Regions from separate parts of the Mus musculus genome. Here regions 1, 2, 3 and 4 are each linked to region 5. A link is a loop called in an ENCODE intact Hi-C map of the cell type or tissue named here. Cell type or tissue: heart. All regions are shown on one strand.

Region 1 (4,000 bases), 100 kb before region 5:
AAGCCTTCTAACTGGTCTATTTCCATGGCAGCCTTCTGTCTCACTGCTGTCCCCCTGTCAAGGCCCTTCTAGACATTCTCCTCTGCAGGTGTCCCTCTAGGCAGGAAGGATCAGGTTCCTTAGTGGGCCACTGAGGCCCTCCAGGAGATCGTTCCGTCTCAACCTCAGGGCATAGAACTCACAGCTTTGGACCTCAAGTTCTCCCAGTGAATGCTCCCCGAGATGCTCACAGCTCACTGCCCTCCTCCCTGCACTGGTACCTCGTAAAGAAATTCCGATATCCCCTTCTTTCCACCCATCTCATGCATAACAGGCTTCCTATGTCCCTGGTCCTGCTAGAATGCTGCCTTTCTAAGCTACACGCACACTGGCTTCCAATGAGAACTGTGCAGAGCTGGGCACACTGAGGAGCCCAGTCTCCACATAGCTGTACTACCTGTAAGTCACCCCTGCATGCTGGCTTAAATACAGCTGGAGTTTCTGACCCTAGGAGCCTAGGCTCTCAGGTGACAAAACACAGGGAGAGGCTGTGGGAAAGTGGTCACCTCTGTGAAGACAGCCCGGCATTCATGATGGGTCATGCGCAGGTGGGCCTGGAGGAAATCTACAAAAGAGTTGTGCTGCTGGGCGTAGTAGTACTCCTGTGACAGCTGCTTTGCAGTGAACGAGCCTAATGAGGAACCGCTCAGCCGGACCACAGCGTCTGGTGTTGCACAATCCAGCAGGATGGACCTGGCCTCTTCAGACACCTTTCGGTACAGCTCCTCCGTCAGATCCCTACAGCCCTGCCTCTCTACAGCCTGCAGCACCACAGAGGCACAGGCATCTGAATGGTAGCCAATGAAGACATCTGCAGGACTGTACTTGTGTCTGGCAATGAACTGGTCTGCTTTTACATCTGCGAACTCGTGTGCCCACTGCTGTAGCTCCTGCACGATGCTCTTCTGCCACGGCTGCAGCACAGTGTTCATGTCCAGGTAGTGCTTCTCCAGACGGTTGATGAGGGGCACAGGGAACTGCTTGTACACCACATCCTTCTCCTCGATGACGATGAGGCGGAAGGCAGTGTGCACTCGGCACTTGACTCGGTGGGTGCCTAGTCCAAGGTCCACGTACTTCTGACCCCCAAGGTAGACATAGTACTGGTTGAGAGCATCATACAGGCTCTCATAGAGATTCTGCAGGTTCAGCAGCACCACCATCTTCCCAGTCTCCATGCAAATCTTTACCCGGTTAATGTTCCTGCAGATCTGGGTGTATTCCTGGTCCTGGGGAAAGCTGGAGCCAAAAATGATCTCTGGTTGCTGACCCTCAAAGAACGTCTGCTGTAGGATTTGCAGCGCCACATAGTTCCTGGTCAGCACGAGCAAGTAACGGGACTCAGCGCCGTCCAGGCCCCTGCTGGACGCCTGCGGGCCAGGGTAAATGTTCTGCTTGATCAGCTCCACGGTGCTGACTTCCTCCTTGTACCTGGCCTCCGGGAGACTGGCTGTAAAGATGCTCAGGGCCTGGATGTTGTCTTTACCACTGAAGTTCCTGAGGACAGCATGCGTGATGTCTTGTGGGGAAAGCCCCCTTTTAGAAGCTTTGGCCTTGGCAAAGACCATCTTGATGAGGCTGTAATAGTCACGAAGCCCAAAGAACTCCTTATCCTGCTTCTGACACACTGTTTCATAGGCCTTGGCAAAGGGTGCAAAATACCCACGGATTTTATCCTGCACCAGCCTGTCTGAAGAGCAGATCCCCTCAGCACTCTCTATGAGCTCTTTCTCGTTGGGACTGCCGCGGGACACAAAGATGCCTCGGTTCATCTTGGCAGGATCTAGAGCCCAGTTGGAAATGCCAACAAAGCCAACTTTTTTGTATGGGGCAGGGTCATCTTCAATGCACCCGTCTTCCAGCAGGGGGTGCAGAGTCTTCAGGGGCATTTTGGGTGAGTCTTCAGCCAGCCCAACTTCATCCAACACCACCACTGAGACATACTGCCCCAGGTCCTTACCCTGCTGGAATCGAGCGCACTGCTTGAAGGTGCTGATGATACCTTGGGGGGTGGAGTGTGGGCTGCACTGGAATGACACCAAGTGGACCTGTTTCAGGCAGCGAAAGAGCTCAGAGAAGGCAGCCTGCCCTTGCATGGCATCTGCCACAATGATCTTGGCAAGGGATTTGGAGCTGCCGGGCTTCCCCACTAGGAAAAGGGGAATCTTAAGCTCAATGCAGATTACCATCATGAAGACATTCTCCTTCAAAGCCAAGTTCCTGGCTATGTTGGTCCTTATGGGTGCCCCCCTCAAAAAAAGATCCTGGACATGTGTGACCTCATCCAGGATGGCCCTGCTGCTATTGTATGGTTTGGGAAAGCACCTGGCGATGGCAGTGCGGTAGGATGCTTTCTCTTCTAAAGAGGCATGGTAGCATACCCCAATGGCCATCACCAGGGACCAGAGAACAGGATCTCTCTCAAAAGTATGTGTGCTGTCACTGGATTCATGGAGAAACTTGTCGAGCTCCTTTAAGAGCATATCACTATGGTCATGAAACCACCGGAAAACTTTGACACAGCGCTCCACGTCCCGGAGGCTGACGAAACCACATTCATTCTCCCTCTTCCTCATGAACATCTGCGAGGCAGAGAGCACATCTGCAATCACACAAGTCTCACTGGGATTCACAGAGACGGAGTCCACCAGTCTCTGTACGATCTGCTGGATGTAGAGCTTTTCTGCAGAGTCATTCAGCTGCCCAAAGTCCCATACCAAAGGAATGAGGCTTGGAGGCAGAGCATGAACACGGTAGACCAGCTGCCGCAGAGGGATGGAGCCCAGCCTGTCTGCAGTCTCCTCTGCACTCACTCTGTATCCCAAACCTGCTGACTCCAGGCGGAGGATCATCTCCTGGGAGTGCTTCCGATATGGGTTGCAGGCAGCAATGATATGCAGGCCAGAGTCCTCATGTAGGTGCTCACCATCCACTGTCCGATCACACAAGATCTCTTTGATACAGCTTACAGCTTCTGTTGTGTTGGCTTCATCAAAGAACAAGATGGTATCCAGCTTGTGCTGGGCCTTATTGGAGAAGGCTGTTCTCTCAGCCTCCTTGACCTTGGAGTAGATCATGGATGGTGTTGTCCCTCCATGGACCTTCACTAACTTCATCGTTTCTGCCTCCACACTACCACGCTTGAGGTCACTAAGAAATTTGATGAGCCTGGTTTTCCCACAGCCTGTCTCTCCCATGATGATAACAGGGATCCCACATCGGAACCGCATTTCAATGGCCAGGATCTTAAGCATATTGTCTGTGGTAAGTTCATATGTTTCATCAGGATCAATAGGCCACTCAATACCTAGTGCCAGGCAGAGTCTTTCAAGCTTCTCATATCTGGGCAAGTTATCAAAGTCAATGTTGAAGGGCACTCTCTGAAGCCTCAGCCCATCAAACAGTTCTTTGGTCATGACGTCTTTTTTGATGACCTTACCATTTGAGGGATTGATGGCATCAACATAGCCATTGTTATTGGTCTCCAAGTGAAAACCTATGAATGTCATGGTCATGTGGTCACCATTGAAGAAAACATATGGATGGGGCTCTGACTCCCACCTCTTTCGAAGAGAGAAGGGAGCTAGGTCTTCTTCAACAACTTCGCCAATGGTGACTGACTGCCTACCTGGGCTTTGGTCTGAAGTGTGAAGAGTCGGAGTAGCAAAATCCCTGGCCATTAAGATCATGAAGGTCACCACAAAGTTCTTGAAGCCCCGAAGTGTGTCTCCAGTAAAAGCTGACTTGCAAAAGATAGACGCCTCACAGTCTTTGAGCTGACAGTTCAGAAACCAAGCAAAGTTCCGAAGCTCTGACCAGGAAGGGTTTATGAGGCCACAGTAAATGAGGAAGTGCTGCAGGCACTCCTCAGGAGAGCCTTCCACAGAGCCTTTTTCATACTGAAATGTGTCCAGGTTCTGCTGCTGATGGAACCGTTTTAAATACTGGTAAGGTCGTTGGA
Region 2 (4,000 bases), 150 kb before region 5:
TATCCATGGAGAGAAACAAAGAACAATACTTGAGGCAGGGGTGGGAGGGCGGAGGCTGTGAAGAAACAGGTAAGTAGCCTACAGAAGGGGTGACTGTGGCACACGTGCAAAGGACAGAGAGGAAGTCCTGAAGAGGTAGAAGACATGGAACTGGGAGGAAGACTGGGGAATACTGTGCAGGGGAGAATATGAATGAAGTATAATAATAAACACATGTGAAAAAAATTACTTTTTGTTTTTCAAGACAGGGTTTCTCTGTGTCGCCCTGTCTGTCCTGGAAATCACTTTGTGGACCTGCCTCTGCCTGCCGATTGCTGGAATTAAAGGTGTGTGCAACCACATCTGGCTGAAAAATATATTTTTTTTTACTTTAGCTCAAAAAATTAAAAATAACTTTAAACATGGCGCTACTGTGAGACAAGATGGAAAGCAGGAGGTTTGGGGAGGCAGAGATGTTCTGCTTGTGAAAAGTGTGGTGTGTACTGTGTGCCACTGAGGTGAGCAACCAGGATGACAACTGCAGTTCCTGAGAAGTGCGCCACAAAAGCCATCAAGGCTGCGGAAGGCCCTTCCTTCCCGACCCAGGCTACAGCGGCAGCAGTAAAATGTCCAAAATGGCAGCGCCTATCAAAATAGAGGCACTATGACATCTCCTCAGCCCAAGGCCATCACAGGAGCTGTCCATGGTGGCAGCACCTTTCCTGCCTCAGCCTACTTCTGTCCTGAGGAGCTGTCCACAGTGGTGAGACCTTCTTTCAATGCCCCAGCCTACAGCCTTGATGAAGCACCACTACCGGAGTTGTTCACAGAGGCAGCACCTCTCTCCAGCCTCCCCAGCAGCCTCAGAGATGGCACCTCAGCAAAAGCTGGCTGCCACCAGGAAGGACTTCCTACTCTAAGTCATGGCCCTAATACAGGGAAAGGAGGTGAAAAATCCAATGATCCCTGAGCCCACCCCAAGCTCAGGACTTGAGATCCCACAAATCCTCATTCTGGAAATCTCTGCCCTGAGAAGCTCTGTCCCCTCAGAAATCCTATAAAAGCACTGCCCCTTTGTCCAGTTTCCTGCTGTCTGCCCCCCCCCCCCCCCCCCCCCCCCCGAGAGCAGAGGGCAGCCATTCCTAGATTAGTCCCTCCTCCTCCTCCTGGAGTCTTCCCTCCAATAAATCTCTTTCATAAAATTTCCTGCTTGGTGTAACTCTCCTGTCAGAAAAGAAGCAAGGAAGAGAAGAGAAGAGAAGAGAAGTGGAGAGAGCGGGGCTGAGGCTTCCTCTCAGAGCTGTGTGGTTCCCGGGTCCTTGTGTCTCACGATGCCTTTCCATTGGGACACCTTTCCCCTCAGAATTTTAAGGTCCCTGGGCTTCCGAGTCCCTTCCATCTGATCAGAAACACAACAACCAGACCTGGAATTGTCTGTCGATCCTTTAAAAACTACTTTTAATTCACCATTTGTGTACATATATGTAGACCCGTGGGAGTTTATGTACATCACAAGCATCCTGGTGCCCATATTTCCTCTGCTTTTTGCTTTTGAAAACTTTTCTTCAAAGGCATTCCAATCTATTCATTACACTCTACAAACGGGGTGGAAGTGTATCAGTCCCTTGCCTAACACATTCGAGGGCCTGAGTCGGCTTCCTAGCATCAAATATATATATATACACTACGGGGTGCAAGTATTAAAAAAAAAAAGTAAATTTTATAAAACTGGACCCTGGCTCTCTGCCTACGATCGAACTGCACCGGGCGCAACATCCCACCCGGGTTACCTTGAGCTCGGGGTAGCTCAGCACTACCAGGGAAGCGCAGGCCCGGACACTGTCCCCTTTCACGAAGGACACATCCACGCCCCCGACCTTCTGCAGGCCCGAGAAGCTGGGGTCCCGCTGCCAGGCCTCCGTGTCCCGATCCACCACGCGCGCTTTCAGCCGGGCTTGTTCCCTAATAGGACACGAACATCAAACGGGCTCAGGGCCCATGGGAAGAGCGCGACGCTCGGGGCGTCCCCCCTCCCAGCCCACCCTCTCTCCTTTTTGTCCATCAAGCCACACTGAGAAGGAAAAGCTCTCGGCGATGGGAATCCCCGGTACCGGAAACGAGGACCACGCCCACAAAGGCTGGCTGCAACTTCCGGCAGCCGGCGGCCCGGAGCAGGCCTGTGCCGCAGCACCGAGGGTCAGTTTCCCAGCCGCCACAGGGGCTGTGAGGTCGGAGGTCACTGGAGAAGGCCACCCCCTTGGCTAATGCACGACCCCGACCCCATTACCCTTTCCACAGCGACAGGGTTTCCTCTGGCGGCCGCTCAGCGGCCGTGTGAGCCATGGCTAGCGCCTCGAGGCTTTGAGGACGTCACTTCCGGAGCGCCGGCGCCGAGCTGTTAGCCTCGCTCGTTTAGCGTCCCTCCGCTTCAGCTGAGGTTGCCGCCACCAGGGGCCGCTGTCACAGCAGTGCTGGGCGCCGAGCGCTGACTTCTTCCCGCGCGACTCTCTCAGATGCCGGCGTCCCGTCCCGTAGGTGGGTTGGCGCACAGGTTTGGGAAATGCAAGCCCAGCTCTGCGCCTTACCTGGCGCCTCCAGCCCTCCAGCAGCTTCGGCCCCGCTCTGAAAAGATTGGCCAGCAGTTGCATCCCTCGCACACACGGAGCCCTGAGCCCTGGGGTAACGCGGTTCCAATTACTGCCAGGTTCGGGTCCGCACATCGACACATTGCGTATGAGCACGCGCTTGCGGAGCAGAAAACCTCTGTGCAAACTTGAGACACCTTTGCAGCATAGATTTTTTCAGTTGTACCGATTGTGAGAAATTAGTCCGGAATAAGAACTCAAAAACCAGTGAAGTCGAGGGTCCTGGGCGTGGGCGCACTCCATTAATTCCAGCATTTGAGTAAAGAGGATCCCTGAATACGAGGCCAGCCTGGTTTACAGTAATTGAGTTCTAAGACAACCAGGACTACACGGAGAAATCCCATTTCGAAAAAACAAAAACAAAGGATCCTCCAGACCAGGGTGTGTGTGTGTGTTAGTTAGGGTTCTTCTAGAGGAAGAGAACCGATAGAAAATACATAAAGGGGATTTAGAGCTTGCCATAAGCAGGCAAAAAACAAAAGCTTCCTTCTTTCATGTCTTTTTATACAGGCTGCCACCAGAAGGTGTGTCCTAGATAGAGGGCAGGTATCTGGACTCTTAGGTTTTAGTTCATTCCAGATATAGCCAAGTCCACAAACAAGATTAGGCACTACAGGGTGTCAACCCAAAACAAAACGCAAAGTTGGCTATGCTCAACGATTTGGTGCAGAACTGTAGTTTTTATATTCTTGATTGCATTAGTCTGCCTCATTCATTTCCTGCTGGGTGAGTACTTAATGAGGACCAGTCTTTCTGTTTCTAGTATAGGTCTCTTACCCCAAATACCCATCCTGTCCGTTTAGTACCCAGAGCCTTACCTAATGTGTATCTCCCTCTCAATGACATGAGCTCAGCAGACTGTAGTGTTTTTTTTTTTTCTTAGAGATTTATTTTCATTCTTGTAAGTCTGGTAACGAATGCAGGTGCCCACGGAGACCAGAAGAGTTAGATTCCCCTGGAGCTCAAGTTACAGGAGCCTGTGGTCCTCTTGACATGGGTGCTAGGCATTGAATTTGGGCCCTCTGAAACAGCAGCACATATTTGGCAATTGCTGAACCAGCTCTCCAGCTCTAGATTGTAGCCTTTTGTTTGTCTTTACCTTAAGACAAAAGAGCCAAGGCCAGCAGGTACCAGCAGGAAGGACTGGGGTTTGCGACCTCTTGCTTTTTTATGATCTGGTAAACTTAAGTGTATCTAAGGTACCTTCTCTGGTATTAGAAACGGATGGTTCATATTTTATTTCTTAGACCAGTAGTTCCTTAGGGATCTCTTCCTTCTGAGTTCTGGGAAATGCTGGCATTGAGTCCAGAACAAGAAAATGGGAGAGTATGTAGAACTGTACTGTGCTGTTGTGAGGGAAAAATCATAAACAAACA
Region 3 (4,000 bases), 65 kb before region 5:
ATGTTAGCCCTGAGGCGGATGGGTACAGAGAGCAGGGGATGGTTGGTCACCTGCCCACAGAGCAGGCCACAGACCTTCCCTAGGCACCAATTGTAGACTCTTGTGTCTGAGAGGAGGAGAGGACACCATGCTATGTCAGCCCTACCCAAATCTCAAGTCTGAGTCAGAACAGAGTGACAGCTCCCCGATCCCACATGTCCCTGGTCTCAGCCATGTGATGCAGGGGAACACAGCTCTGCTCCCGCTCTGGAATGAGCCCTCATGGGTCACGAGCTTACGGAAGGAACGCCAGTTCCTACTGCACGGCCTGGTGCTCCACCATGGGTCAGGTTCCCAGCCCAGTCAGAGCTCATGAGGTCTGAAGGAAGCTGTTTTGTTCTTCTGTAGAGGGCACCAGAGGCAATCTCTCACTCCCTGAGCAAAGCATGATGGGTACGTGGGTGTGGACTCGGGGGCTAGACATAGATATTGGAAGGCTAAGAGGCAGGCAACACTAGGAAGTCGGAGCAGAGAGAGCCATGGAGGGACCCTTCGTCCCAGCTCCTGATCAAGCCCCACCAAAGGACTCAGCAGTGACACGGAGCAGATTCCCTTTAGCCAGTTCTAGCCGGCTGCCCAGTGGTTTGCAACCAAAAGGTCTCCAGTGTCTCAAGCAATCAAACGTCACATTGGGTTTCTCTCCTGCTTACCTACGTCACTGTTCTGCCACAATGACACAAACAGACAAACACACGGTACGGGAAGCCCCTTGTGCACCTGGTCCCTGACCTTTAGACACCTTAGATTAGAACTGCCCCCTCCCAATCCAAGCCCAAGCTAGGACCCTGCCTGGTCAACCTCCTCAGTCACAAGCCAAGTCCACACTGCCACACCCAGCGATGGCTCAGCTCACCAGCCTTCTTCCCTCCTATTAGGGGCAGGCACGTGGAATGTGGCAATGACACTTGGTAGCTAGCACACAGACTAGGATGGGGGTGACTGCGTTCTCAAGCTACCTGCTCAGTGTCCATGACCTCACACCCGGCTGTCTCCTCCTTCTTCCTCTTGCTGGGAGGGCACTGAGCACCTTCGGGACCACCAGCTGTGTCCTCTGAAGCATCTACAAAAACCTCTGGGTCCACTTCCTGTTGAGATATGACAGCCTTCACACAGGGCAGGGTTATTCCCTGCTCCACTCCTGCAAAGGCCTCAGGAACCTCCATCTCGGTGAAGGTCTAGTCGTAGCCACCTCCTTACAAGGAATGAGCCACCTCCCCAGCACCTTTGAGAGTCCATGGCCAATGGCAAGAGGTATAGGGACACTGATGGGCAAGTACCCCAATGTCTAGTGCAAGCGATACAACTTCACACCAAGCAGCTTAGCTAGTTAGGCTCGTCAGCACAACGCACCTGGCCACCACTAAGGCTCTTCTTCCCTTCCTGCAAGACACACAAACCCACTAGCCTGAGTGGAAGCGAAAAATCAGCCAAGAATTCCCCGCTAGTCACCACAGAAAAGCTACCACAGAAAAGCCAGAATGGAAGCAGGCCAACTCTTACCACCCACTGGCTCCACCAGCCAGGAAGATCCCTTGACCCCCATTAATGGGACTGGGGTGTGGCTGCTGAGTGGCTCCCAAGCTTGGCTTCTGAGGCCATCTCTCCTGATGCCCACCTCAACACACAACACACAGTGCTGAAGCATCACGCTGTCATTACAGCCACTCTATGAAATGCACTGGCATTTCATGAAGGACCACACGGTGGTTGTCAGAACACACACAAAGGGCCTCACAATCCAATCACCAGACAGTCCATTAACATTCACATTTCCAACCCAGCCCATGCATATTTAGACATTTTTGTTAGTACTAGTACTTCTTAAAAGGTTTGTCTTTAATTATGTGTGTAATGAGTGCAGGTCACTCCAGGGGCCACAAGAGGGCGACAGATCCCATGGAGCTGGAATTACAGCTGTGAGCTGCCTCATGTAGGTGCTGGGTTCTCTGCAAGAACAGCAAGGACTAAGCGGATGCGCTTCTCCAGCCCGCTCCATCCATTTTAAAATGACCAGTTCCACCCAGAGTGTTGTTGGCCACACCTCTGTCTAACAGATTCCCATTCTCATTACCCCAAAGGGGCAACTCCTACCAGACCATGCCTCTTACCCAGACACAGGCAACACTAATCCCTCCCCCCTGAGAATGTGCACACTTTATGCTGATATACATGGACTCATGCCCTGAAGTTGTGTTGCTACACACACACATTTGGGGTGGTTTGAATAAGTATGGACCAACAGACTCATGTGTTTGAATGCTTGGCCCATAAGAAGTGGCACTATTAGGAGGTGTGACCTTTTGTGTCACGGTGGGAGCAGGCTTTGAGGTCTCTTATGCTCAAGCCCTGTCCAGTATGGAATCTTATGCTGCTTTCAGATCAAGATGTGGAACTCTGGCTCCTCCAGCACCATGTGTGCCTGCGCACTGCCATGCATCCCACCACAATGATAATGAATGGAACCTCTGAGCCTGTAAGCCTGCCCCAGTTGAATGGTTTGCTTTAAAGGGGTTGCCTTGGCCAGGATGCCTCTTCATAACAATAAAACCCTAACAACTGTTGTGGATAGCCCTGGGGCTAATTACATTTGATGTTAATTCCGTTCTCCCCAGAGTGGTTCCCAGCAAGGAGTGAGTCAGCACTCAGGTAAACCCGATTCCCACCTTAATTTGTAAAATACAGGAGAGCTGATGATTGGGCAGATAAAAGGGAAGGTGGAGCAGAAGGGGGAGAGAGAGAAGAAGGAGGAGAAGAAGGAGGGAGAGGATGCAGAGGAGGAGGAGGAAGAAGAAAAGAGGAGCAGAAGAACATAGCCTGGAGAAACCCAAGTTCTAGGGGGTCTCATAAGCTGTGGAAGATGCTAGTGTAGCGGTAGATCTGCCCAATCTAGGCGCACAGAATGTATTCATATTAACTGAGTTGTGTTTTCATTGCTGGGGCACATTTGGGTTGGACCTTTACCGCAACATAACTAAGACAGGCCGCACACATGATGGGCACTACATGTAGGCCTTGTACCCATGGAGGCTAGGAAAGAGTGTCAAATCCCCTGGAACTGAAGTTACAGAAAATTGTAAACCACCATGTAGGTGCTGAGATTCGAACCCGGGGTCCTCTAGAAGAGCAACCAGTACACTTAACTATGGAGCCCTCTCCAGCCACCAGGCAGATTTTTGGTTTTGTTTGTTTTATTTTTTGAGACAAAGTATCAATTGATTTATAGCCCTGGCTGTCTGTCCTGGGACTCACTCTGCAATGGAGCCCGCCTTAAACTCACAGAGATCCAGCTGCCTCTGCCTCCTGTGAGCTGGGATGAAAGGTGTGCGCCACCACACACAGTTTAAGAATGCTATTTTAAAATAAAATCTGTGGCGTTTTGTACTATTATTCTTCCTCTGATTCTGAGATACAAATTGTCCCTTTGGCATGGTTTTTCTATACAGTCTTTCTCAGTGACTACATACCCCAGGCTGACCTGGAACTCAAATCCTGCCTCTTCTCAAATTCTGAAATGATAGCAAGTTCCACCAGGCCCAGCTGCTGTGAGCCTGTGGTTGGGAGACTTTAGAAAAGAGGCAAAGACACAGTCTCATTGTAGCCTAGGCTGCCCCAAACTCACTACCGTAGGCAAGACTGGACTTAAACTCTTGATCCTGCCTCTGCCTCCTGAGTGCTGAGGTCACCACCACACCCTTGCCAGGATTTCCCCAGACTGCAATTCATCCGGTGTTTGTCATATCCTGAGGCTTTCTTGTCATTTTAAGACTTTTTCTGATGACAGATACACCGGCATTGGCTTGAACTTCTTTCCTCCCTTGCTAGAAGACTACATTAATTTCTCCACCCTCCGGGCCCTAGAGTCTAGGCTCCACTCCCGTGCTGTTTCCTCCACTCTCTGACTGAGAGCTAACCAACCAGCCCCAGGCTCCAGTGCGGATCACATCAGGAAACCACTTGAGGC
Region 4 (4,000 bases), 96 kb before region 5:
TTCCTCTCGTGGGTGGCGGTGCCAGGACACTTACTGAAGTGCTGATATCAATGTGGAATATAACCGGCATCTTCTGATATTTCTCCTTCAAGAACGGCAGCAGTGCGCTTAGGACTTGGTTCTCATCTAGATGAGGCTCTGTCAATCGAATAATTTTTAAAGGGACCGTCTCGTCACGTAGCTTTGCTTTTAGTTTTGTATGCAGTGTGTTCACGTAGAGAGACTTTCCTACAATATGAACATACAAAAATTAGGCCCCAAATCTACAGACCAAGAAGAAGAGAATATAGAGATATTTTAGAAGCGATTCTGATTCAAGCCAGATGCTGTGCACCGCCACTTCTTAGCAGCTTCATTAACCATGGATCTTCAGGTTCCCTGTCCACCATCCACTGACCAACTTTGCCCTTTTCCTGACTACTGACGGCGCAAGTCAGCGATGGCCAAAGGTAGAGTGTGGGGAACCAAATTCTCCCAACAGAAAAGGGTTGTTCAAGGAAGAGAGGACAGGATGAAAGGAAACAAACAGCAACTGAAGCATGGTCAGGGTTTTTTCTCACTCAACCACAACCAGCACTGATGCCAGAAGCCAGCAGCACTCCCAGAGGAAAGAAACTGCAACAAAGTCTGAAGGAGGTGGTCAGGAACTGTGAGAGGACAGAGTTCTCAGTGGCTTACAGCTAAGGAAGAGCCAAACCCCTGAAGAAGGGCTTCATCAGAGTCAGCCTTGCTAGAGAAGGAAGTGTCAGTGGGCAGTATCTGGGAGAGGGGACCTCTTTCATTACCAACGCCAGCTCTTTCAGAGGTCACGATGCCAACACACAGCCCGTCTCTGAATACAGTTGCTGCTGACAGGAGCCGCTTCGGGACCTGATAATGGCTCTGCAGGTAAGCTTGGATGTTCGGGAGCGGGGCCTGGGGCACCAGGGGCACTTTGTACTGGCTGAAGGTGGAGGGGATATAGCAGTGCTCCCGGGCAGCATCACAGAGTATCACCAACTGGTAGTCTTCACGGTGCGCTCGTGTGCACAGGCTCTGGAAGAACTCCTCTGCCTGGCAGCCCACTTCATAGCTCAGCTGGTCTGCAAACAGCAAGCTGTAGACCTTGTGCCCCTGGGAGCCCGAAGTGAGGCAGCGCCGCAGGAGTAGTTCCACTTCCTCAATTGTGGTCGCTGGGGTGCAGAGCAACACCTCATCAAAGGTGGGCAGGGGCTGCCTGGGGGCCTGCATGTAGATGGCCAGTGCAGCTGGCAACACCTCCGAGTGGCCACACAAGATCAGGTTAGGCTGGCCAGCCTGCAGGCCTTTGGGGAGTGGCCGCTCCACAGGAGTGCCACCCATCGTGGCCAGATGAGCAAGGCATCTACCCAGGGCATCCAGGTCCAGACAGTGTGGCAGGAAGGCACTCATGTACACGAGGGATTGCATCATAATAACCTGAAGCTTGCCCATTAGGCTGGGCTCAGAAAGCAGCTGCTGGGGCAACTTTTTCATAACCTCCCGCAGGCAGTATCTGTCAGCCTTGCTTTCACAGGCACTGGTAGCTTGTACGAGGTCCTGGACAGTGCATTTGCCTTTAATGAAGGATAGCATCATGAGGGCAGCTTCACTAGGTCTGGGTTTCCTGAGCTCACTGCTTAGGTAGACCAGCTGCTCAGCTGTGTAGAAGTTGAGGTAAAAGTGTTCAGCTCTCTTCTGGGCGACCACTGTTTTCCAGTTATCTAGGAAGTCCTCCATCTGCCTGCAGAGGGCTCCCAGGAGCTGTATGACATCTCCCTTCTCTGTCAGCTGGCTCAGCAGCTCCAAGCCAAAGTTCATGAAGATGCCCCCGTCAGGGCAACAGTAGACCTTAGCAGTCCAAGTCCTGAACAGCATGTTGCCCGCGCAGTGCAGTTTTATGAAGACATGTACAAGCCGCTGCATGTTGCTGAAGACCTGGGGGAAAGGGAACCATGAGGCCAAAGCACACGCCTGTGGGGAAGACACACTACCCTACACACACCTGCCTGCTATTAAGCCTTTGGAGTGGTAAAGGGCTTAGGCTAGCTCACTTTTCACAGAAATCTGCCTAATAGTCATCACACCACAGCCTCTCCATAGTTATTCGATCGGCTTAACAAGGAGCACCCATCGCCTTTTTGCCTTTTTCTTTTTCTCTTTTTGTTTTTTTTGTTTTTTTTTTTTTTTTTTTTTGAGACAGGGTCTCAGTACGTATCCCTAGATATCCTAGAATTCACTAGGGAACCAGACTGGCCTTGAACTTATAAAGATTCCTCCTGCCTCTGCCTCTCAAATGCTGAGACTAAAGATGTGTGCCACCATGTCCAGGGAAAGACAAAGGATGTCAATGTAAAGACTGTATGGGTATGTGTGTGTTTGTATGTAAAGGCATGGTCTCGTATTTCCAGACTGGCCTCAAATTCAAGACCCTCCTACCTCAACAGGAGTATGGAGGCAGTGAGGTGATTGTTTCTAAGAATATCTGTTGGCCATCTCTTCTCCACAGCTGGTCACAGTTCCTCCTGAGGCTCCTGAGGAGGACCTGCTGCTCATAGGGTCTACCCTACTTCAGATATGTCTCTGGCGTTGTGAATCGGGGTACTACATCCTGCAGACCCATGGCAGAGCTGTGTTGACCAAAAGCCTACACAGACCCTTTCCATAGCTCAGTAACAAAAGTGACTGGCCTAGCTTGACGCCAAAGTGGCCCCTGTGGGCAGCAGCACAAACCTATCTGCTCACCTCTGAAAACTTCTCCACTTCTGTATTGCTGTTGTGGTCTTTCTTTCCAGACATGAGCATCAGCTTATTTAAAAGTTCCTTCAGTTCCTCTGTGGAGTAGGTGCGCAATGCCTCGGGGTAACCATGGCCATCAGGGAGGAGGAGGCGGAGAACAGTGTCTGGGGAAATCTGGGGGGCAGCACACATTTATAAGTTAGTTCCTGCACAGAGTCCCATAACTTTATAGCAAGACCACAGGGCCATACAAAACTGCACCAGGACTTTGGGAGGCTCACCTTCTGGCCATCTTTGGGTGCCTCAATAACGTAGACGCCCCTGCTGTTGATTGCTGTGGCGAGGGACAGAGATGAGAGCTCCACAGATCCATGGCTTTCCTTCACTGTCTTCAGCCACTCCAAATTTCTGGCAGAATCTTTCTATTGGGACAGAAGCAGAGAACAGGCTGGAGTGAGTAGACATGTCCTCACTGGCACTCAGCTGCCCCCCACCCCCACCCTGTTGGCATCACACATGAAGTGTCTGTCTATGCCCCACCCCCAGCACACATGCAGTGTCTGTGCTTGGGCGTGTCCCTTGGGGCTCTGTCGTGCAGCATCTTCACCAGTCAGGCTTCCCCCACTGCTCCAGAAGCCCTAGATGGCAGGTGCAGGGCGTTAGAGCATCTGGGTTTATTAGTGATGAGAGAGAAACAGCCACATATGCACTGCACAGCTCACCACAAGAGAGAAATAACAGAACGAGCATTAGGGAGCCTCAAGCTTTGCTGTTTCTTCTTCTTTTTGAAAATTTCTTACTTTGAGCAAGACATCCAACTTTAATCCTAGCACTTGGGAGATAGAGGCAGGACAATCTTTGTGAGTTAGAAGCCAGCCTGTTTTCAAACAGATCTTCCTGCCTCTGCCACATTAAAAAGTGTGTGCCACCATACCCGACTTATTTCATTTTGTGTGCATGAGCATTTGCCTTACATATGCATGTGCATGTGTGTGCCTGGTTTATATATGCATGTGCATCATGTGTGTGCCTGGTGACATGAGAGGCCAGAAGAGGGTGTTGTATCCCCTGGAACTGGAGTAATGCAAGGTTGTGAGCCACCATGTGGGTGCTGGGAACCAAACCTGGGTCCTCTGCAAAAGCCACAGGGGCTGACCCATTCTTAAGCCTGAGTTGTAGTTTCTTAATGGTCGTTTACAATTTCTGAGGATGACCAGTGGAGAAAGGAAAGTTGCGTTATGGGCTGTCATTTGCATGTGAGCTT
Region 5 (4,000 bases):
TTTCTTTGGAAGTAGGGTCTTTATGTGAAACAATACTTGGTTATGATAGCCCCTAAGAAGGTCATGTATAGACAAAGACACACATACTGAACTGGTCTGAAATGACCAAAGCCAAGATGGGACTGGGGACTTCCCACACACCTAAAGTGTTGGATGAGCCAGGAAGGACCCACACCTGCAGCCCCCAGAGAGCAGGACTCTGGTGAGGCCCTGAGGTCAGACATCCTGGGAACCATGAGACAGTTGTCACCATTCAGTGTCCCATCTGTGGCCCTCAGTTATAGTATCTCTGAATTTATGGTCCCCTGCTCTGGTCGCTTGACTGAGGAGCACGTACCTGCTGAACATTGCTTAAAACCTTGGAGGAGACACAGCTTTTTACCCAGGATCCTTCCAACTAATCTAGGCACAAACAGCACAGGCCGGGGCCGGGCAGGCCTGTGGGGGTGCACCAGGGTGTACGGTGCCAGGGTGAAGCAGCTCTCTGACCAGAAGCACACGCTAGGACCACCTGCAGAGGACAGAGGTTGTGACCATCTCCCACCTGTGTCCCTGCCCCCTCTCTCCCAGGAGACACTGATTGTGGGGGGCATTCTCAATTTCAGTGCTGCTAACTGCATGCTGGCACAGCTGCTATGCTAACTGTGCATGCTGGCACAGCTGCTATGCTAACTGTGCATGCTGGCACAGCTGCTACAGAGCTCACAGCTCTTCAGAATGAACCTCTGAGGATAGGAGGAGCTTGGTTCCTCCTGAAGGGTGTGAGGGTCCTGCCCTTCACCCCAACTCTTCCCCCTCCTCATCCATGCCGTTCATCCCTGCCCCTCAGGCCACAGCGTCCTCAGCCTCCTCCCTCCTGGACCCTGGGTTATTTAGGTAGCTCCTGTTTTCAATATCAACCTTATTTTTGAAAAGGTTTATTTTTACTTTTACATGTTTTGGTGGTGTGTGTGTGTGTGTGTGTGTGTGTGCGCGCATACCATTGCTTGCAGAGGCTAGAAGACAGCATTGGATCCTGTAGGATGGAGTTACAAGTGGTTGTAAGCTGTCTAATTTGGGTGTTGTAACCAAACCCGGGCCCTCTCCAAGGGCAGTAAGTGTTCTTAACAGCAGAGCCATCTCCTAGGCCCCAGTACCCAGCTTAGATTAGGCATCCAAACTGTCTTAAAGAAAACGAATTATTTCCCTACTACCAGACTCACTTCTGATCAGCTTCACTCTGTAGTTGTTACCCGTGGGCTTACACCAGTCAGACCTCTAGCATGACCACGTGCATACACTGGTCACCTAGTGACCTTCCTTACAGAACACTGGGCGATTGGTAGGTTTTACTGTTCCTGCACACACTTGTGGGCTAGTAGCTTTTGTATAGTTTCACTGGGTCGGGCCTCAGAGTGGGGCACGGCCATTTAGAAGACATCAAATGTGATGCTCAGTTGCTGTTCAGAAGGTGGGTAGATATTTATTATGATCCGTAAAAAACAGCCTGGGGTGGGGGGATGTTGGAGAGATGGTTTTGCTGTTAAGAGCACTGGCTGCTCTTCAACAGACTTTAATTCCAATTACCCACATAGTGACTCACAACCACCTGTAACTCAATCACAATGGATCTGATGCCCTCTACTGGCCTCCGGGGACACTGCATGTCAATAGTACACATAAGTACGTTCATACATACATACATACATGCATGCAAAACATCTAAACAAACAGACAACAGCCCCCGGCCCGAGTGAGAGACACCACCTTGATGGTACTGCTCAGAAGTGACCCCCAATGCCCACATGGTCCCTATGCCAACCAGCCAGGCCTCACCTTCCTCCTTGCCAGAATCCCACTGGCTTTGGTCAAAGGATGAAGTCAGAGGACTGACAGCGGCTTTGTCCACACTGACAATTCGTACTAACTTCTGTGGTCCTCCAGGAGGCTGTCACGGGAGGAACAGGGGGACAGGAAAGAGAGCAGGCTCAGCCATCAGTACTGGGTTTGGGGCCTGACACCCCCTCCCTGCTTCAGCACCCTGCCACATAAGCAAATCCAGAACAGCCTCTGAACAATCAGGCTGTGCCATGAGCAACCGGGCTTCCCAGGCCCCACACCAGGGGTGAGAGGCAGGGGAGGGGCCTCAGGCAGCAGGGCTCTGCAGGAAGGGGTAGGGTGCAATAGGCAGAGAGAAGAGCAGGCCCTCTCCCGACTTAGCATTGCCATGCTCCGGGCAGGGATATCCTAGCACCTTGCTCAGGGACAGATGGGTGCTCAAAGTGAAAGGTGCTCTGTGTCCCAAGAGAACAAGGTGCCCGACCTCAGAGGAAACAAGAACAGGGGGTGGGTTGGTGACAGGAGACTGGGAAAGTGAGGAAGAGCAGGGGCCACTCTGAAACCAGGCCGGTGTGTTCACACGGCCCATTCCAAGGGCCTGCAGGCCCACAGGGCTTGGTGGGGAACACAGGGTCCAGATAGTGCCCTGCTCAGCTCAGTGGTCCACACCCCTCACACAGGATTCCACAGCACCCCGCTCCCTTCCAGCCCACCCCAGGGGCACCATACCCTTCTGCCAGAGCCTCACCTTGCGGGGGACTGTGCACCGTTGAGTCATGTCCTGGATGAGGGCCAGAAGCTGCTGCTGAGCCCTGAGCAAATGAAGGAAGAGAGGCTCTGACAGCCTGACTGAGCCTCCTCAAGGACAAGTGTGACACAGGCAGGGAGCAGGAGTGTTCCACCCTGGGCGCATAGACTCAGGCCTTGAAAATATCTCCTAGGCCTCAGGCCAGGCCAGGCCATGCTAATTTAATTGCCCTACACTGGTCCCAGTGGAGCTAATGCCAGGGCACATAACAGAGAGGCACCTACCACCAGCAGACCCATGCACTCAAGTAAACCTTTTCTTCACTCTTTATCTTGGGCAGGCACTCTGCTATAGTGCAGCGAAGATTCTGGAAGGTGGAGGGACCTCAACACTCAACTGAGACAGGCAGATGTTGTCCTTGGGACATCTGCGGGGTTGTGCAGTGCCAGCAGCAGCTACTCACTGTGAATAGTTGGGGATGGTGCCAGGCTCCATGTCTTTCATGGTGTAGGGGTTCACATGGTGGGCATGCCAGCAGCTGCGGCCTTGGAACATGGTGTCAGTGACATGCAGGATGTCATTGCAGTGAGTTTGCAGTTCTCCGTCCCCTCCCCTCTGCATGGCCAGGTTGACACGGATGTAGAAGGAATCCCCAGACGTTACCACTTTGGCATCTAGGTCCTGGATGAGGTTCTTATAACCTGATAAAAGAAGATGTAAGTGGCTGGGCAGTGGTGGCACACGCCTTTAATCCCAGCACTTGGGAGGCAGAGGCAAGCAGATTTCTGAGTTCGAGGCCTGCCTGTTCTACAGAGTGAGTTCCAGGATAGCCAGGGCTACACAGAGAAACCCTGTCTCGGAAAATCCCCCCAAAAGAAGAAGATGTCAGTGGTTGATGATCCCTGACCTCTGAGCTTACACAAGGAAGGTTCTAGAATGTAGAGATGGGAGAGGGAAAAGTTATGGAAGGCACCCAGTGGGATGGAGGGAAGTTTCCAGTTCATTAGAGTCTGGGGAATTTAGGGAGACCCTGGCTGAACTGCCTTGGCTCCTGGTAGGTACAGCAGGGTCACAGGAGGGGACTGAGAGCTGAGCAGGTGTGGGGTGGTGTCTGTACCTTCAGTGTTGATCTTCACAGACAAGTAGCAGGAGCCATTCACCCTCCTGAGAAGGCCCACAGCCTGCTCCAGCGTTGTATTCTCCAGAGTGGCCCTTAATGATGGCTTGGTAGGTTTATAGTCCACCTGAGGGCAAAGTGTGAAGGTGGGCTTCTCACCAACATGGGATGGCAGCTGAGGTGGGGTGGGGGTGGGAGCCTTCAGAGGACCTCTCGGCTTTCGGCAGCCACCCACATATCTTCTCTCATGGCCTATCCAAATCCCTTGTCACAAGCTGTGTGTAGTGAAGTGAGAATTCTGGAATTCTGGTTTCTTT

The links. Hi-C counts contacts between places; a loop is a spot of excess contacts. Peaks named below come from ENCODE experiments on the same cell type or tissue, not always from the same donor. Only the 100,000 strongest peaks of a DNase experiment are listed, where the experiment ranks them.
Region 1: it touches region 5 in a loop (2.3-fold over the local background); 6 of 42 quality-filtered maps call a loop at or near these places.
Region 2: it touches region 5 in a loop (2.8-fold over the local background); 9 of 42 quality-filtered maps call a loop at or near these places.
Region 3: it touches region 5 in a loop (9-fold over the local background); 16 of 42 quality-filtered maps call a loop at or near these places.
Region 4: it touches region 5 in a loop (5-fold over the local background); 6 of 42 quality-filtered maps call a loop at or near these places.

The regions. Positions count from the first base shown.
Region 1 is chr11:119,440,337-119,444,336 of GRCm38, reverse strand. It overlaps Rnf213 (ring finger protein 213), which reads right to left. Exons shown (of 68, transcript NM_001040005.3): 29 at 546-4,000. Among named protein-coding and RNA genes, the nearest start is that of A930037H05Rik, 49 kb to the left of the region's middle. In heart, a CTCF peak has its summit at 1,893 (motif pointing right); no DNase peak of the experiment used is centred here.
Region 2 is chr11:119,489,726-119,493,725 of GRCm38, reverse strand. It overlaps Endov (endonuclease V), which reads right to left and starts at 2,379. Exons shown (of 9, transcript NM_001164636.1): 1 at 2,267-2,379; 2 at 1,770-1,941. The coding sequence starts at 2,322. It overlaps A930037H05Rik (RIKEN cDNA A930037H05 gene), which reads left to right and starts at 2,491. Exons shown (of 4, transcript NR_153849.1): 1 at 2,491-2,683. In heart, CTCF peaks have their summits at 2,210 and 2,426 (motif pointing right); a DNase peak (open chromatin) is centred at 2,415; H3K4me3 peaks cover 2,383 bases; H3K27ac peaks cover 1,582 bases; H3K27me3 peaks cover 743 bases.
Region 3 is chr11:119,402,751-119,406,750 of GRCm38, reverse strand. All of the region lies in intron 3 of Rnf213 (ring finger protein 213), which reads right to left. Among named protein-coding and RNA genes, the nearest start is that of Mir1932, 14 kb to the right of the region's middle. In heart, a CTCF peak has its summit at 1,915 (motif pointing right); no DNase peak of the experiment used is centred here.
Region 4 is chr11:119,433,846-119,437,845 of GRCm38, reverse strand. Rnf213 (ring finger protein 213) reads right to left here. Exons shown (of 68, transcript NM_001040005.3): 24 at 3,018-3,158; 25 at 2,743-2,910; 26 at 786-1,935; 27 at 35-228. Among named protein-coding and RNA genes, the nearest start is that of Mir1932, 45 kb to the right of the region's middle. In heart, a CTCF peak has its summit at 1,739 (motif pointing right); no DNase peak of the experiment used is centred here.
Region 5 is chr11:119,337,502-119,341,501 of GRCm38, reverse strand. Card14 (caspase recruitment domain family, member 14) reads right to left here. Exons shown (of 23, transcript NM_130886.4): 16 at 3,684-3,810; 17 at 3,030-3,267; 18 at 2,567-2,630; 19 at 1,816-1,927; 20 at 338-511. Among named protein-coding and RNA genes, the nearest start is that of Sgsh, 16 kb to the left of the region's middle. In heart, a CTCF peak has its summit at 1,620 (motif pointing left); a DNase peak (open chromatin) is centred at 1,670; H3K27ac peaks cover 345 bases; H3K27me3 peaks cover 301 bases.